Linked DNA regions of Homo sapiens: region 1 is linked to region 2. The links are chromatin loops, found by intact Hi-C in ENCODE. Cell type or tissue: OCI-LY7. All regions are shown on one strand.

What was found. Hi-C counts contacts between places; a loop is a spot of excess contacts. Peaks named below come from ENCODE experiments on the same cell type or tissue, not always from the same donor. Only the 100,000 strongest peaks of a DNase experiment are listed, where the experiment ranks them.
Region 1: a loop joins it to region 2, with 9 times the contacts of the local background. A loop is called at or near these places in 4 of 110 quality-filtered maps.

What each region holds. Positions count from the first base shown.
Region 1 is chr11:120,801,319-120,803,818 of GRCh38, forward strand. GRIK4 (glutamate ionotropic receptor kainate type subunit 4) reads left to right here. Exons shown (of 21, transcript NM_014619.5): 4 at 1,375-1,539. Among named protein-coding and RNA genes, the nearest start is that of TBCEL, 220 kb to the right of the region's middle. In OCI-LY7, CTCF peaks have their summits at 1,111 and 1,314 (motif pointing right); a DNase peak (open chromatin) is centred at 1,103.
Region 2 is chr11:120,659,054-120,661,553 of GRCh38, forward strand. GRIK4 (glutamate ionotropic receptor kainate type subunit 4) reads left to right here. Exons shown (of 21, transcript NM_014619.5): 3 at 1,216-1,347. The coding sequence starts at 1,266. Among named protein-coding and RNA genes, the nearest start is that of GRIK4, 150 kb to the left of the region's middle. RefSeq lists an enhancer at 1,204-1,704. In OCI-LY7, CTCF peaks have their summits at 1,238 (motif pointing right) and 1,443; a DNase peak (open chromatin) is centred at 1,258.

The DNA.
Region 1 (2,500 bases), 140 kb after region 2:
GGGTTCAAGTGATTCTCCTACCTCAGCCTCCCGAGTAGCTGGGATTACAGACGTCATGCCACCACACCTGGCTAATTTTTGTGTTTTTATTAGAGACAGGGTTTCACCATATTGGCCAGGCTGGTCTCGAACTCCTGACCTCAAGTGATCTGCCCGCCTCAGCCTTCCAAAGTGTTGGGATTACAGGCATGAGCCATGCGTCCAGCCACACTTAGCATAATGTTTTTAGGTTCATTCCTATTGTAGCATGTATCAGTACCTGTTATTTTTTATTGTTGAGTAATATTCCATTGTATGGGTAAACCACATTTTTTTATCTATCAATCAATCTATGGACATTTGGGTTTCTTTTTGGAAATTATGAATAATGCTGCTATATATATTTGTGTACAAGTTTTTGTGTGATCTTCATTTTTGTAACATCTCCATCAAGAGAATTAAGAATCTCTATAGCTAGATTTATTGAGTGCCTCCTGTGTGCAAGATCCTGTGTTGATCCCATGCCATATCTTGTAATCTTCACAATAGCCCAAGGCTCTCTCCACTTCCTTAAAAGCGAGGCAACTGAGGTCCCAGAGCTGTGGAGGGCTGCAGCTGGGACTGGAAGCCAGTTGTCTGTGATACCATAACATTTATCCTTAACACTGCTCCCAGAAGTTGGGCAACTGTTGGTATTACACCACTGCAGTTGTCCACACTGAATAAGTCACACTGATTAAATCTGTGTGCTGTGCCACTTCCACACATTATCTTAGTGAATCCTCACACCAACCCTGTGAGGTTGTCCTACTCTTTCTAATGTTCAGTGAGGAAAAGAGGTTCAGAGAAACTAAGTAGCTCACTTTGGTGGCATGGCCCATCGGTGTCAGAGCCTGGGGAGCCAGCATTCAGCAGTGTCTGGCAGCTGCTCCTTGAGGCCACAGCCTTCCCTCACAGACCTGGCATCCTTTAACCCTCTCTCACCTCAGGGAGAGTTTCTCATATGTTCAGAATACTATTTCAAAGGACAGCCACTACCCGCCTCACTTTGCACAATGCCTGCTTGCCTGTGTGCATGGAGACAGGTATCCAAGTATCAGGATGCCTGGACCCGGGGACTTCGTGCAGACAGGACCCCTAGTGGCCTGCTCTGGTATTACAGGATTCCCGAGGCGTGCATCCACATTAGAATTCACTTCTACACCTGGCTGCAAACCAAGACCCTTAAGCTTGGAGAGAACTTGTTCTGGGGGACGGTTCTGAGCATGGCAGGATGGAGAGGAACTTGGGGTGCTGCCTGGAAGAGGAAGGTGGCAGCAGGGGGAGGCTGGAGAAGGAGGAGGGTAACAGTAGCGGTGGAGTACCAATTGTCTCCATGTGGTTGCCTGCCCACAGCTGCTATCTTGGACGACCCCATGGAGTGCAGCAGAGGGGAGCGGCTCTCCATCACCCTGGCCAAGAACCGCATCAACCGCGCTCCTGAGAGGCTGGGCAAGGCCAAGGTCGAAGTGGACATCTTTGAGCTTCTCAGAGACAGCGAGTACGAGACTGCAGAAACCAGTACGTAGACTGGGCAGGGCTGCCTCTTCCCTTGCTGGCAGAGGATGGATGAGCAGTGGTGTGAGCTGCACCTATCAGTCACCAGGCCTCTGAGATATCTGATGTCGATATTTCCAGAGGAAGGAGAGGAACTTGAACCAGGAGGTCCTGTGAAGCTCTCAGCCTGGATGAGATTCCCAGGTTTTGTGCGAATCACGTGTGGAGTAGAATTAAGACAGGATACCCATTCATTCATTCATCCACTCATTCATTGCTTCATATATTGATTCATTCATGTTCTGGACATTTTGTCCACAAGTTCCTGAATGAAATCTCGTGTGTGATAAGAGAGACGGCCAGCCCAAGGGTATCTTAGCCACTACACATCTGACTGCTTACCTTGCTTCCTTATGCTAAGGGCGCTGTTGTGGGAGAAACTGGGACTTGGGATGGAATTTGACCACTCACTCTCTGGGTAACCTCAGATAAGTCACTAAGTCATCCTATCCTATCCAAACCTCAGTTTCTACATCTTTAAAATAGGAATACTAGGCTCTATTTTGCAAATCTTGCAGGTTGTTAGGTTGTTGTGAGGTGTTTTTTTGTTTTTGTTTTTTTTGAGACAGGGTCTTGCTCTGTTGCCCAGGCTGGAGTGCAGTTGCACAATCTCAGCTCACTGCAACCTCTGCCTCCCGCGTTCAAGTGATTCTCATGCCTCAGCCTCCCCAGTAGCTGAGATTACAGGGGTGTGCCACCATGCCCGGCTAATTTTTGTATTTTTAGGAGAGATGGGGTTTCGCCATGTTGGCCAGGTTGGTCTTGAACTCCTGACCCCAAGTGATCTGCCTACCTCAGCCTCCCAAAGTGCTGGGATTACAGGCATGAGCCACTGCGCCCAGCCTATTGTGAGATTTAAATTATTTTAAATACAGGAAAATCTGTGAATTGCAGTGTTTTACAGGCATATGTAGTAGGTCGCTCA
Region 2 (2,500 bases):
TTAATACTACTCTCCCAATCCAGGCACCTGGGATTAGCATATCCAGGTGCTCATCAGCCGCACCCTCACCCCAGTGAAGCCAGCAGAGCTGGCTGTCGGCAGAATCTGGGTCTCAGTGGGGGCCAAGGCACGTGCTGCCTTGGGGAGAGGCAGCTCCCTGCAAGGTTCTGGATTTGACATCAGAGGCCCACCCACCTCAGGAAGGAGGAGAGGGATTGGTAGAGGTTGGGGGTGGGGCTGGTTTTCAGCGGTAGTAGAGCAGATGTGGAAAGCAGCTGATAACCTGGGAGGTGTGTGTCTGCTCTCCATATTTGCTAGGAATGGACCGCTCCCATCTGGGCCAGGGAGGACCTGACATTTATGTAGCACCTCATTTAGGCCAGACCCTGAGCATGGTGGCTTCTCCGATGTTACCTTGATTCTTCTTTAGTTCAACTCCACCAGGAGGGGTTGTTATAGTACTTTTACATGTGAGGACACTGAGCCGAGACACAGAGGGGACCTTGTGAAGGCCACACAACTGGCAAGTGGAAGAGCTGGCCTGAACCCAGTTTCCTCTCACACCTCTCCTCAGTGTGCAGTGCCTGTGCTGCGTTTGGGGAAATGGAGTAACCCTCCCAACTCTCCCATCCCTTCCTCTTCTGCTCACCCATGGCTCCAATTCCTTAAGGGCAGATGAGGGTTTTGTTTGTTTGAGACAAAGGCTCGCTCTGTCGTCCAGGCTGGAGTGCAATGGCGAATAGCGCAACCTCGGCTCACTGCAACCTCTGCCTCCTGTGTTCAAGTCTGTGACACAGGGTCCCGAGTAGCTGGAATTACAGGCATGCGCCACCATGCCCACCTAATTTTTGTATTTTTAGTAGAGACGGGGTTTTGCCATGTTGGCCAGGCTGGTCTCAAACTCCTGGCCTCAAGTGATCCACCCACTTTGGCTTCCCAAAGTGCTGGGATTACAGGCGTGAGCCACTGTGCCTGGCTGCGAGCAGATGAGGTTCTTCATTTCTAATGACACGCCATGAATCATCCAACCACAGTTACAGCAACCTGCCCCATGTCGGTCACAGAGCTGAAGTTAGAACCTGAGCCTTCTTTGAGCCCGGCATGTAAGGAGGAAAGACAAAGGGGCCTCTCCGGCTCCTGGGTGTCACTGGGATGGTGGGGCAGCTGCCTAGCTGGAGCCTGGGACTCACGTGCCCCCAACCCCCTCTCTCGCAGAGTTATGTCATGCCCAGGCCAGCAGGGGGCTCCATGAGGATTCATAGAAGATGCCCCGCGTCTCGGCGCCTTTGGTGCTGCTTCCTGCGTGGCTCGTGATGGTCGCCTGCAGCCCGCACTCCTTGAGGATCGGTAAGTGTGGCCCAGCTTGGGGCAGTGCCCCCACCCACTATCCCAGGTGTCCACAAGGGACATGAGAGTGCTGCACAGGACTTGGGGAAGCTGCCCAGCCCGTGCACTGTGCCCTCCCTGAGTGTGGCTGGGGTGAACATGCAGGTGGTGGTGGTGGAGGCAGCTGACAGGTGACCACTCCGATCTGGTCAACCTGCTGAGCTCCCCGGCCACTAGAATAAAGATGCTGATAACTCCCTAGTGCAGTCAATGTAGGTTCAGCCTAGCAGGTTAAGAGGCAGCTGTCGGGGAAAAAGGAGGGTGAGGATGGCCATGGGGACTCCAAATCTAGGGCTGGAGATGGGAGAAGAGGTCCCTTCTTTCCTGTGATCAGTCCAAGAAGGCTTCCTGGAGAGAGTGCTATGTCCACAACTTGGAAGAAGCCAGGAGTCTGCTGGCGTGGCCTGGCTGCTTGGAAGGGCCCTTGACATTGGGTCTGCTTGCTGTGGCCTGGCTCTGAGAGGGAGGGCAGGGTCATGTGAGTCTCTCCCTTGCCTTGTTGCTGTGGGACGCCCACTTTAGGTGTGGGCAGGCGGGCTTCCACCTGAGCCCTCAGCATCCCATCCCTGGAGGGGCGGGTCTGGGAAGTCAGGTGCCTCCTCCCTGCTGGGACTGAACAAGACTTGTCAACTGCAGGTTGAGGCTCTCTAGATCCTGGTTCCTGGGGACACAGCCAGCCACAGGGACAAGGACACAGTTCAGTCCGGCAGGCGCAGTGTGGTCATCTGATGGCCCAGCAACAGAGAACCCATGGAATTAGGACAGATGTGGGGTGTCGGGGATCAGGGGTGTCTATGTGTACATCGGGGGATGGGGATTAGTGTGGACAGGTGGGTGGGGCACAGCAGTGACAAACCCAGAAAGGTAGGTTGATGGCCACAAGACGACCCATCCAACAGCAGGGCCCCAAGGGTAGAGTTAAGTGACAGCCCTAGAGGAACTCAAATACCAGGCAGGTTACCCCAACGGATAACCACATGAGGCCCCTCTTCCCACACTGGGGGTGGGGTTGGGGGTGGGAGCAAAGGCAGGAATCTAGATCTTAAACCTGAGCCTGAAAGGGTTAGAGGCTGACTTAGAGCAAAGATGGCACGATGCTGAATCTCAGGGAGCT